2 separate regions of the Homo sapiens genome follow, and region 2 is linked to region 1. Evidence: read pairs that join two places in POLR2A ChIA-PET (ENCODE). Cell type or tissue: GM12878. All regions are shown on one strand. Links, peaks and the distances in the headings refer to the core of each region. The heading gives the core; the rest is flanking DNA. Region 1 overlaps DDX10 (DEAD-box helicase 10). Region 2 overlaps DDX10 (DEAD-box helicase 10).

The links. Peaks named below come from ENCODE experiments on the same cell type or tissue, not always from the same donor. Only the 100,000 strongest peaks of a DNase experiment are listed, where the experiment ranks them.
Region 2: POLR2A ChIA-PET joins it to region 1 with 8 read pairs; 4 of 35 experiments call an interaction of 5 or more read pairs at or near these places.

Annotation. Positions count from the first base shown.
Region 1 is chr11:108,827,111-108,834,072 of GRCh38, reverse strand. All of the region lies in intron 13 of DDX10 (DEAD-box helicase 10), which reads right to left. Among named protein-coding and RNA genes, the nearest start is that of DDX10, 170 kb to the right of the region's middle. In GM12878, for the core only: no CTCF peak of the experiment used is centred there; no DNase peak of the experiment used is centred there.
Region 2 is chr11:108,892,983-108,899,944 of GRCh38, reverse strand. The region is part of intron 16 of DDX10 (DEAD-box helicase 10); the gene reads right to left. Among named protein-coding and RNA genes, the nearest start is that of DDX10, 230 kb to the right of the region's middle. In GM12878, for the core only: no CTCF peak of the experiment used is centred there; a DNase peak (open chromatin) is centred at 3,914.

The DNA of each region.
Region 1 (6,962 bases), core at 1,712-4,211:
GAGGTGGGAGGATCACTTCAGCCCAGGAGGTCAAGACTACAGTGAGCTGTGATCACTCCACTGCAATCTAGCTTGGATCAAAGAGCAAGATACTGTTTCAAAAAAGCAAAGAAAGACAGAGAGAAATACAGTAAAAGGTTAACTGTAGAATATGAATGGTGGAATGTTGGGCGTTTGGGTGTCCAAAAGTATACTTCTTACTACTTTTCTGTACATTTGAAAATGTTCATAAAACACAATAGCCCAGTCTAGAAAGAAGGGGGAAAAATCAGAAAAATGAAACCAAAAATTGTCAGTGGAATAAAGGTCAAAAAAAACAATCCTGCAGAGTGGATCCTTAAGTGAGGTGGTCAAGTTGAAGAGCTTTAGGGAAATCCATGAAGCCACTAAAATTACATGACAAAATGTAGAGGTATTTGCATCTCTGCCTTTTATGGTTTATATTGGTTTCTGAAAGAGTTCTGTGTCCTGCCCCCCTGAAGAAGTAAAACTTTTTATTTGTTTTAGGGAAGCCACTGTTAGAAGGAACAGAAATGCCCACATGGGTGAGAAGAGGCTTATCATATTTTCCTGTTAGGCTCTGGCTTTGTCTGATACTCTAGAATTATTCTTCACTCATTCAAAGATGCTGCAAATGTCAGCGCCATCCAAGGCATCATACTACATAGTGAGGACGCAGCAGTGCAAGAGGGGTGGACTCCCAGCCTTCACAGAGCCCAACTCTATCTATGGAAAAAGATATGAAACAACTAGAACAAAACATTAATTATATATATAATCTTAGAAAAAATACACAGAATAAATGAATATGACTGTCCTAGGTAGTCAGGGGTGAGAAGAGCATGTCAAGGAACTTCCTTTTGAGGGAGAGATGTTTGAATTGAGTGGCAAACGCTAACACACTGTGGCATCACCAGCACATCAGTGATGTGCTAAACACCTGTGCTGTCCACTGATGGTGTATTTTACACATGGCTGACAAGAGAGTCTTAGTTCCACGTCATTCTTTTTAATATTAACTTTAGCAGGTAATACATGCACATGTATTCTGTAAATTGTACTTAAGTTAAAAGGTTGTTTTTCATGTCCTCTTCAGCAACCTCGGTTTCTCTCCTAAGGATCAGGTGCTGTTAGCAGCTTCTGTATCCTTCCAGAGAGATTCCATTCATATTCAAGTACACAGGAAAAACATGAAGTTACTAAAAGAGTTACCTCCAGCAATTAAAAGCCTTGATTATATCTATTCATACACATGTGCTTTTATATATCCAGGTTAAGTTTCTAAAAGTGAAAGTGCTCAAAGAGTATGTATAGTTAAATTTTGAAATATATTTCCAAATAATCCTCCCAAAGTTATACAAACTTATATTCCCACCAAAGATTTATAAGGAATTGATTTACTGCATCTGCAGCTAAGTATATTATTAGGCTTTATGTTGCCAATCAACTAGGTGAAACAGAGTACCTCGGGGAAGTTTTAAGTTGCAGTTGTATTATTTTACGTATGACAGAACATCTTTTCAAAGGCATTATTTTTCTATGCACCATTTGTATTATCTGCCAGTATTTCTAATGAATTCCTGGCATTTAATTTATCAAGTTGTGAAATCTCTTCATTTGTTAACAATGCTTCAGTAGTTTTCCACATCTCATTATTTATATTTAGACTTTTGCCATACAAGGTAATCTTGTTATTTCGCTATGATTTGGTTTTTGTGAAGATGAAGTTTTTAATTTATGTAATCAATTTTAGTAAATGTTTTCTGGGTGTGTACCAAACTTTAGTTTTCCAACTAGAAGATTTTTAAAAACTAAATTTAACTTCTTAAAGTGCAGATTTTACTTTTTTAGAATTTTTAAAAAAATGACTCTTGGACAAGAAATAGAGTGTTATTACTTTTTATACTTCAATTCATTAACAAAAAATATAAAATATATCTATTATTAGATAGGAGTTATATTTTTTGACAAGATTTTGTATTATTGGTACAAGAATGAAATTTATAGCAGCCCTAAGAAATACAATGAAAGATTAGCTGACAATATGTAAAACATCAAAATATGACTTTCATTTCTATTTGCACCTCTTCTACAACACGTATGCTAGACTTTAAAAAGCTAAAAGGAAAGTATCATAAAATACAAAATTGGTAGTCACTCTCAGTGTCCTATGATAGGTGTAGAAAGTTACTGGAAATAATCTGGAAGATAAAAGAACTGCTGCCACCACCAGTCACAAAACCAATAATGGTTCTTATCATAAGGACCATGTTAGCTAACATTGGCTACAAGAAAATTCAAAATATAATCAATGAAAAAAACTAATATAAGCATTACTACTACATATCCTACAAAAGAAAATAAAACTATTGTTAAAAAATGATATTTTAAATGAAAAGCAAAAATCACAGGAAAATAAAAGTTAGAATTAAAGACAGTCCAAAGAAATCAGATTTTTATGTTTCCTTAAAGTAGCTCCCATTTGGGCCAACTAATAATTTATAATGAAAACCATTTTATCTAAAAGTGAAGTAAACCAACAAAATAAAGAAGAGTCAACACTGGAGAAAATCTTTAAGATTACCTATTATAGCTGAAGCCACTCCTATGAAAGATAAGAGCATTTCTTTTTTTTTTTTTTTTTTTTTTTTGAGACAGTCTCGCTCTGTCACCAGGCTGGGGTGCAGTGGCGCCAGGGAAGAGTGCAGTGGCTCGATCTCAGCTCACTGCAACCTCCGCTTCCTGGGTTCAAGCGATTCTCCTGCCTCAGCCTCACGAATAGCTGGGACTACAGGTGCCTGCCACCACGCCTGGCTAATTTTTATATTTTTTGTAGAGATGGGGTTTCACCATGTTGGCCAGGATGGTCTCAATCTCTTGACCTCGTGATCCACCCACCTCAGACTCCCAAAGTGCTGGGATTACAGGCGTAAGCCACCATGCCCAGCCCGATAAGAGTATTTCTTAAGATTGATAAACACTGTTTCCCCAAAGTCCAAACATATTTAACTATACACATTTCTATTGGCTAAATAACCAAACTCTAATAGAACTTGTTTATGATTTAAAAAAGAAAAAGCAAGCCCAGCTGCTATCAAAGTATAATGCCTCAGTCACCCTAAATCAAATGAATTACAGTAATTCAAATATTCTCTAACTTTATGGTATAAATTAAGAACACACTATTTGATATTTTGTTTTAAAGCCATCTACAAAATCTTTTTGTAATAAACTATAAATAGAATCAAAAACAAAAATCACATGATTATCTCAATAGATGCAGAAAAAGCATTTGACAAAATCCATCACCCCTTTATGATGAAAATCCTAAGCACAGTTAGCAAAGAAGGGACATAGCCAATCTATGTAATAAAAGCCATCTACAACAAACCCACAACTAACATTATACTAAACATAGAAAGTTGAAAGCATTCCCCCCCTGAGAACTGGAACAAGACAAGGATGCCCACTTTTACCACTTCTATTCAACACAGTACTAGAAGTCTTAGCCAGAGCAATGAGACAAGAGAAAGAAATAAAGGGAAACCAAATCAGTAAAGAGTAAATCAAACTGTCGCTGTTTGCTGATGATATGATTGTATAACTAGAAAACACTAAAGACTCATCCAAAAAGCTCCCAGAACCGGTAAATGAATTCAGCAAACTTTCAGGATACAAAATTAAAGTAGCACTGCTATACACCAACAGTGACCAAGCTGAGAATCAAATCAAGAACTCAACCTCTTTCAGAATAGCTGCAAAAAAACGTAAAATACTTAGAAATATACCTAAACAAGGATGTGAAAAACCACAAGGAAAACTACAAAACACTGCTGCTGAAAGAAATCACAGATGACACAAATGGAAACATATCCCATGCCCATAAATGGGTAGAATCAATATTTTTAAATGACCATACTGTCAAAAGCAATCTACAAATTCAATGCAACTCCCATCAAAATACCACCATAATTCTTCATGGAACTAGAAAAAACAATCCTGAAATTAATATGGAACCAAAAACGATCCTGTGTGGCCAGAGCAAGACTAAGTAAAAAGAACAGGTCTGGAGGCATCACATTATCCAACTTCAAACTATACTATAAGGCCATATTCACCAAAACAGCATGGTACTGGTATAAAAATAGGCACATAGACCAATTAAACAGAATAGAGAACCCAGAAATAAAGCCAAGTGCTTACAAAGATAACAAACATAAAGTGAGGAAAGCACACACTATTCGACAAATAGTGCTGGTATAACTGGCAAGCCACATGTAGGAGAATGAAACTGGATCCTCATCTCTCACCTTACACAAAAATCAACTCAAGATGGATCAAAGACTTAAATACGATCTGAAACCATAAAGATTCTAGAAGATAACATCGGAAAAACCCTTCTAGACTTGGCTTAGGCAAAGACTTTATGACCAACCAAAAGCAAATGCAGCAAAAACAAAGATAAATAGATGGGACTTAATTAAAGCTAAAAAGCTTCTGCACAGCAAAAGAAATCAGCAGAGTTAACAGACAACCCACAGAGTGGGAGAAAATCTTCACAATCTATACATCTAACAAAGCCTAATATCCAGAATCTACAAAGAATTCAAACAAATCGGCAAGAAAAAAAAATTCCATCAAAAAGTTAAGGACATGAATAGCTAATTCTCAAAAGAAGACATACAAATGGCCAATAAGCATGTGGAAAAATGCTCAGCATCACTAGTTATCAGAGAAATCCAAATCAAAACCACAATGCAATACCACCTCACTCCTGCAGCAATGGCCATAATCAAAAAATAAAAAATAATAGATGTTGGCATGGATGCAGTGAAAAGAGAACACTTTTACAGTGTTGGTGGGAATGTAAACTAGTACAACCACTACAGAAAACAGTGTGGAGATTCCTTAAAGAATTAAAAGTAGATCCATTTGATGTACTTTTGATCCAGACATCCCACTATTAGGTATCTACCCAGAGGAAAAGAAGTCATTATATGAAAAAGGTACTTGCATACTCATGCTTATAGCAGCACAATTTGCAACTGCAAAAATATGGAACCAACCCAAACGCCCATCAATCAATGAGTGGATAAAGAAATGTGGATAGGCCAGGCACAGTGGCTCATGCCTGTAATCCCAGCACTTTGGGAGGCTGCAGTGGCTCACACCTATAATCCCAGCACTTTGGGAGGCCAAGGCAGGTGGATCACCTGACGTCGGGAGTTCAAGACCAGCCTGACCAACAAGGTGAAACCTCGTCTCTACTAAAAATACAAAAATTAGCCAGGCATAGTGACAGGCACCTGTAGTCCCAGCTACTCAGGAGGCTGAGACAAGAGAATTGCTTGAGCCCAGAGGCAGAGGTTGCAGTGAGCCAGGATTGTGCCACTGCACTCCAGCCTGGGCGACGGAGCTATAGTCTTAAAATTAAACTGTAGTCTTAAAATTAAGACCCACCTAACAGGTATAGAGTTTCAGATCTGAAAAATGAAAAATATTTTTTTCGGTCTCAAAAAACAAAAAACAAACAAAAAAAAAGAAAATGTGGATAAAGAAATGGAATACTATTCAGCCGTAAAAAGGAATGAAATAATGGCATTCACAGCAACCTGGATGGAACTGGAGATTATTATTCTAAGTAAAGTAAGTCAGTAATGGAAAACCAAACATCAAATGTTCTCACTCATATGTGAGAGCTAACTTATAAGGACACAAAGGCCTAAGAATTATACATTGGACTTTGGAGACTCGGGGGAAAGGGTTGGGGATGGCAAGGGAGAAGACTACACATTGGGTACAGTGTACACTGTTCAGTGATGGGTACACCAGAATCTCAGAAGGCACCACTAAAGAACCTATTCATGTAAATAAACACTGCCTGTTCACCAAAAACCTGTTGAAATAAAAAAAAATTAAAAACAAATAATAAACTTAATACCACCCCCAGCAAGTAGCAAATATATTATGTTTGTGAAATTTTTGTAAGAACTGTAGTCTTAAAATTAAGACCCACATAACAAGTATAGAGTTTCAGATCTGAAAAATGAAAAGTTCTGGAGATTGGTTGTACATCAATGTGAATGCACTTAACACTACTGAACTGCACATTTTAAAATGGTTAAAATAGTAGATTTTATGTTATGTGTCTTCTACCACAAATAAAGATGAAATTTTAAAATTTAAGAGCCAATGAAAATATGGCATCAACTTAAAATGTTATTACAGGAACAAAGTTTGTCTTTTCAGAATTCCTACACAAGTATTAATTTGCTAAGACAAACATACCGGCTATAGCAACAGTCCTAAAATTACACAAGACTAAAGGAGAAGAAGTTTCGGCTGGAGGATGGGGAGCAGGGTGGGCAATGCAAGGGAAGGGTACAATAGATACAAGGAGGATTAAAGGCCCACAATAGAAATCAACTAAAATTATAGGAAACAACGCTTATAAATTATGAATTATGGAAATAATTTATAATCGTTTAAGAAGTCTCGTAGGATTTTTCTTCTAAAAAATATCCATATTTACCAATCTTATGTTTAAAGGTTTAATAGAAAGCACACTATAGTAAACCTTGACCATATGCATAAGTTTGGGAATGCGTAAATTAAGAGAAAAATGAAAATCAGATCTGCCTCCACCACCCAACTCTGTTACTGTAATTTCTTGAGTCAATGGCTATTACATTAGCCTGTTACACAGACTCTGCATTCACTCTCATCCCCATTATAGTAAGCCCTATTGTAATCACTTGTTTACTTCTGTGCTTTTTCCTAATAGACTGTAACTCCCATGAGAGTTAAGACAATTTTTATTCTATCTGTATCCCCAATGTATGACAGATAGGCTAGTATATAGGAAATATTCAATAATGATTGAAAGAAGAATTAGTGAATAAACTACATATGGACTACCTCATTTAATGTTCAGAACAATTGTGAGTCAAATCTTGTTCCTA
Region 2 (6,962 bases), core at 2,407-4,906, 65 kb before region 1:
ATGAGGTTTCACCATGTTGGTCAGGCTGCTCTCGAACTCCTGACCTTAGGTGATCAACCCATCTCAGCCTTCCAAAGTGCTGGGATTACAGGCGTCAGCCACAGCACCTGACACGGTACTACACATTTTTAAACAGCCAGGTCTCATGAGAACTCACTCACTATTGCGAGGACAGCACCAAGCCATGAGGAATCTGCCCCTGTGACCCAAACACCTCCCATCTGCCCCCACCTCCAACATTGGGGATTACAATTCAATATGAGATGTGGTGGGGACATATATTCAAACTGTATCACCAGGTAAAGGTAAAGTTTAGGATGACAAAATAATTCTAATATTGCTGTGCATGTCTTTATGGTGACACAAAGGTACCAACTATCATATGAAAGCACTTCCTTGTATTCTATTATCTTTTTCTATTTTATTTTCTTTTTACAAAAAAAAAAAAAGGTAGCTGTGCATGCTTTGAAGTGTTTCTAATGTGAAAATATAAACAGGTGGCAACACCATATATCTCCCTCTTTTCCTGTTTATTTTGAAATGCAAAAGTATGGGAACAAGCATATTCAATACACTCTTGAGATCTCTGTAATTGGTTTTAAAATCTGTCTTCAGGCATCATAAATTTCATCCCAGGATTATAATGTTAAGAAATGCCACTTGGAAAAATCAAAGTAATTTATAACTTAACACGGGGGGTTGGGGGGAGGAGAAAAAAAAAACCCAATAAAGATAGTTCCAGAACTACTGCAGAGAAAAGGGATTGATATAGACCAGTGCATTTATATGATCAGAAACTACAGGCAGTTGAAAAGTGAGAAAGTGAGAATAAAATAGAGATTGAGAGATAACGCAGAGACACGAAGTTGCAGCTGAAATTCTGAACTTTCTTGTGTTCAATGCACATTTGAAAATACTAGGATTTCTGGTGGCTTGCTTGAAGAGATTAACACACACAGTTCATATTTTGTATGACTCCCATGCAAATGTGTGTACATTAATAAACTGGCATGCCATTTCTTCTATTAATCTACCTTTTGTCAGCTGACTTTCAACAAACCTTCAGAAGGCAAAGGGGAAGTTCTCTATTTGCCCCTACTCTTTTGACACTGTGAGCAGGATACCAAAGCCCCTCTGCTCTTCTGGACGCCACATTCAAGTGAACCTAGAGCCTGACAAGCTAGCAAGAGTGTAAGTATTTCTTACCAGTCAGGCTCCCAGTCTCTGTATATGGAATCTGGTTGAGTGGATGGTAGAAATCTCGCTTGTTTTTTTTTTTTTTTTCTCCAAAATTTTGATTAATGGGAGAAAATTATTGGTATGACTTGACTTGGGTGTAGAAATTCTGGTGTATTTTCAACATGAATATTCATATTGTCTGATCCTTTTCCTCCCACAAATAGCTTTTCAGCTGTCTCTGTCTTTCTGTGTCATTTGTTATAAAGCGTCCCTCTCATCTTATTTTACATCCTTGAGAGCTTGCTTTGTGACCAAACAGGAATACCTGCTCTTGGTTTCCACCCTCTAGGGGACATGATTTTTCGGTCATGTCTGGTGGCCAGCCTGAAAAGACTGGGAACTCCGAGACATGTAACATATTAAGCAGCCTACTCTTTGTTCTGAATATGCCAAGACCTCAGGAGAGTTTGTCTTAAGTCCCATCCATAGCGGGCTTTTGTCATTCTTTTTGTCTGGTTAGTCCAGACAAAAAGGCTCGATTCTTTTTGTCTGGTTAGTCCTGGGAAAGTCCAATCCTAGGTGGGCCTACCCAGTGTCATGGATTAATGGGTCTGTGATGGGCAGCCCCCTCACAAATTTGTGGGATACTGGAGGCACTGTATATACAAATGTTATCCTTGACTTCTGTGGCAACAAGAGTTTTTTTCTTTCTTAGCCTATTTCGGGGAGTGAACTTTTTGGAGGATCATGGGAACTATCTCTTCTATACCCTCTCTAGGAACAGCTTTTGCTTATACGGTAAAATTTTATTCGAAACCTAGAAAATTACTTCATGGGCTTTCCATGAAGAGGCTTATTGGATTGAGTTGATACTAGAATAATACACCATTGGAAATCCTAATTGTCAGTGGCTGGAAGATGGTTCCTTTGAATTAAAAAGACTTCTGTATTTGAAAAAGACTCCGGAGAACTCACATTATCAGCAGTTGCCTTATTTGTATTTATGGGAGGATCAAACTGAAAGAAAGACATATATTAGTGTCATGGCTAGCCTTAGACTGTCTCTTAAAAAAAAAAAGCAGAAATCAGATTTAAAACAAAGTTAAAATCCTTTGTACGTTCAAACTACCTGCCTCGGGTCCCCTGCGGGATTTGCAAAGAACGCCACTCCATCTTGTAGTCTAGCAGTTAAAATTCCACACTCTCACCTTGGCGGCCTAGAAGTTTGATTCCCTGCCAAGGAACTAGTCCCTTGGAGACGTAAATCCTTTAACACAAAAGGGGAAAGAAAAAAGAAACATTTATTTTTAAAATGGGTTTGATATTTGTGTGACTCAACTTTTTGGGTACCCATTTGTTATTGATCTTTTTCCCTTCCATGGACAGCTTTTGATTTCCTATCTCACTGTCTCCTTTAATCATCCATCCATGGGGCACACAGTTGTCAGGCCTTTGTGTGGAGAGTCAGCTGGGAAGCTGAGACCCTAGAGAATATTGCCAAGCAAAAACATGGGTTGTCCCCTGCTTGCAGCTAGTCAAACTTTGCTTTCTTTGAACTGTCTTTGGGGGTGGTCCTGGATCTTGTAAGGCCTGCTTTCCGCCTCTTTGGAGATAATTTGTGCTTCCTTGGTTAAGTCATAAAAGGTTTATTGTTTTTGGTGTTGAGTCACTTGGAAGGTACCTTCAGTTTAAAGAAGTTAAAAAGCCAGGAATGTTAGCTGTTTCTCTCAGCTAAAGTGTAATAAGAAATTTTTTAAAAAGTTTTTGAAAGAGCTCTATGGTCAAAAGTCAGCTTAATTAAAAGCTGATATTTGGATTATCATTTTTTTCTTAAAAAAAAAAAAGTCTTTCTACTTTTTCTCTTTTGGATCCTATTTCTCTACAGGGATTTTTTTTCCCCCCAGTCAACTGAAACACTTAGTTTCTTAGTCTTCTAGTCAAGGCCAGACAATGTCACTATCATGTAAGGATTATATGTGTACCAAGCATTCAGTACAAGGAAGGCACTCAATAAAAATTACCTTTCCTTCCTATCAGAGAAGCAACTAAGATATGAGGACAGATGTATAATACCAAACTGGCTTGAATTCCTCTAAATATGTATCAGTTACAGAATGATTATGATTTCAAACAGAACTCAGTGAATATTCTGCTAAAAACCAGGAATGCTCTTGCTACAATAAACTCTAGATTGTTTTATAATACAGTACCAATCAGACAACTTCCAAATCTAAAACATGTATGGGTTAGCATCCTGAGCTAAAGGAGACTGGCAACTAAACAGATACCAGTATATGCATTTATTATCACTCACAATAACACACCACAGAAAATGTGCCTAAACCAATTCCTTCCACAATAAGCCTAGAGAGTACAGTTAAAACACGCATTGGCAGGAAGAAAAAAAAAAATATGTGAAGGACTAATGCTTTAAAAAAATCACCAGTTCTAAATACCATTAAGGGGCTACAGAGATCTGCCACGTTGGATTCACAAGCATGCTTGTTCATTTGTTTTGCTTTTAAATGTATCGGTGTCCATTGTCAGTACTCTTTAGAATATATAAATAACTAACAAGAATTGCTCTATAACAATTCATAGTAGATGTATGTAAGTAACAATTCTTACGCCTATGATCTAAGATGGATAATACAGTCACGGCAAAGTGGATCTCCTACTAAAGTCACTTTCAATTAATTTGCATCTTAAAGTTCTGAGTCACTTCCTCTGAACGATTACATTTGGGTGGCACGATGTATACAAACATTCCAGTCCTGCTTGGTAAATAGTGAATTGCCACAAAGAGGAAGTTGATATAACTTTCTTTTTGGCATAAATGGTTTATTTCAAATCACAAACTATCACCACAAAGGAAGAAAACAATTTAGTATTCTGGGCAGCAGGCTGATAACTTTTCATTAGTCTGAAAACACTTTCCTGAATTTTCTGAAAGCAGGACAATTGGAACAGAAGCCTCATATGTGGTTGGTATCTGGGCATCTACGCTATTAAAATAGGACTTGTGATCTTTCCTCTGCTACTAGCTCTGTATTAATCAGAACTACTGAATTTTGGGTTAAAATTCCTCAAATATTTTTGGTGACAATTACTAAAGACTAGTGCTACAACAATATTATTAAGTAAACTTGTATTATTAGTTACATCTTTCAAAAATCCCAGTAAAGATATAGAGAAGGTATTAATTTTATAAGACGTTAAAATCAATATTGATATGTATTACTGAAATATAGAAATATAAGTCCTTTATGGTCTGAAAACTAAATTGGGATCTAGTCATGATATAATATGCAACAAAAGGAAAACTAGTGAATCCTTAATACCTGCTAGGAAATAACACTCAGAGTTTAGGAAAAGATCACTTAATAAGAGACTAATGAGCTTTTTTTTTGACTGAGTTTATACCCAAAGGAGACTTGGATATAACACAAGGGAACTAATAACTCAGAAGAAACAAATCACACCTTAAGTACAAGCAAAAAAAAAAATCACTTATTCAGTGATGATATGTAATGCTCTGGCAAAGTTTCCTGAAGAGTTTAAGAGAATACCTACACCTTTTAAAACGGAGTTAATTTTACTGTCCAAGCATTTGTAAGATTGGCCCTAGTATGCGCTTTTGTTAATTAGCCAGGTCAAAGCTTGTCTCTATAAATCACAGCAGATATTTCAAACCTGGCTGAACTTAAATTACAAGTTGCCTAAAATTCCATCTTTTTATTTTGAAATTGTCCAAAGTAGTTATGATCTAAAATATAGAACAGAGCAAATGCCAACTACAAATCCAATTTCCTACAAAAGTTTCTACCTAGGTTATGTGAGAAATTTCCGTTTTAAAAAAAAGGGAAAAAAGCAATCACTTATAATACTCTTTCCAGTAGTAAAGGACGTTTTTCCTCTTCAAAAATGAGAATGAGTTATAAAATGCCCGAGTGCCCTCAAAATTTCATAATAACTATTTTATTAAAAAGTCACATAGTTGTCCTTTACTGAAGGCTTTAATTTTTTATGACAAAGTATTTTACAAAAGAACACAAAAGAGTATGCCCATATGAGCAAAATACCATTTTTAACGTTTTGCATTTTGAATTCTATTGACTTTGTTATTTTCCCATGACACTTCGGCAACAGAAGAATTAAGTTTGTGTTTACAAAAATTAAAGAAATGGCTCTAAGATATGCCATGATAATTTTCTTAAATCTGCTCCATTATTCACTTTAGGCTTCTACTTTCACATTTAATTCATCCGAATTACACATTAAAATTAGTCATGATCTGTAGCACATAACAAGCAATGGCTTATAATCAGGAAAAAGACTGATAACTCACTTTAAAGTGTATAAACACATCTTTTAATATTCTGCTGAAGAATCTCCATCTCAAGTGTATTAGAAAGGATGAACGTTTTAGTAACTATCAATTTCCTACATCTTTACCACCTTCACCTTAAAGACAATGAGAATGCATAAAGGTATTTCAATTGCACTATTACCTAATTCTTAGTCTTCCTGTTATCTGAAAACTAAGTGCCAATCTACTATCTCCACTGCTAAAACATGCAAAGTGTATTATTCTCATGCTCTCACCTTTCTTTTTTAATCAAGAAAACCAATTAACTAGTTCATAATTAACATCTGATCATTAGATTTTCATAAAATTCATTTGTGCAGTGAAAACCTTCAAGTGCTGAAATTCTCTATTCCATCCCTTTACAGTTTGCTGCAGTCATTTACAAGTGGACTTCGATAGGGGAACATTTAATATAATCAGTTTTCCATTCAGCATGACAAAATCAAAGAAAATATTTTGTTTGCACAGGAGACATTTACTTTGGGTAGATGAATACTTGGGAATCATAACTAACTATCCACTGCATACATTTGCATGAAATTTCTATTTTCTATTACTTTCTCTGGAGAAAAGAAATACCTAATCTTGCATATCAGTCCCCAATATTCTGTTTAGCAATCAATGCTCCCCCGGTGGGACTGACAAAAAGAATTTCCATACATCATTGAGCTGCTAGACTAAGATTAAATCACCTATCCATATGTAATTATTTAAAGATAAATATTTGAGACTACAATCTCTGGCGATGACATATTTGAAAGACAGTTTATTTCGTGCAGTTTTTTTTTTAAGGTAATTTTTTCCCTCCAAAAAAATAAGGAAAATAAACTGCTATAAGGAAAACACAAACATGGTGCATAATTATGAGAAGGAACAATATCATTATTTATGGGTTAACATTTAAAAATTAACAATAACAATGTCTAGCACATATTTAATGAATGAAAACATGAATGAATGAAAATCTGTTAGAATTTCACATTTTACAGATAAGAAAATTATAGGATTAGTAGAAAAATACGGTAGTAGAGCTAGAACCCAAATCTTTGGGTTTTAATATAAAATTATTTTTAATAAAGTTAATACAAAATTCATTCCACAAAAGACAATTTAACCAAATATCCCTTACCATCCAAAATCTGCACTACCAAGTCAATGATATGAATAATCTTCAAATCAATCCTAAACTATCACTATATTAAGAAGCTACTATACATGTTAATGAACTGTCATGTGCACTTCATCTTTTCCTTCCTTTCTTCAGCAAGTATTTATTGATCATCTGCTATATGTCAGTAGATGAAAGACTTCTATAGAGTAAAATACCTGTTAATAGAGCTACTATATTAGCATACACATACACACAAAATAAATCAAGAGGACTGTGAAGATTTCACATATAAGATTCTAAACA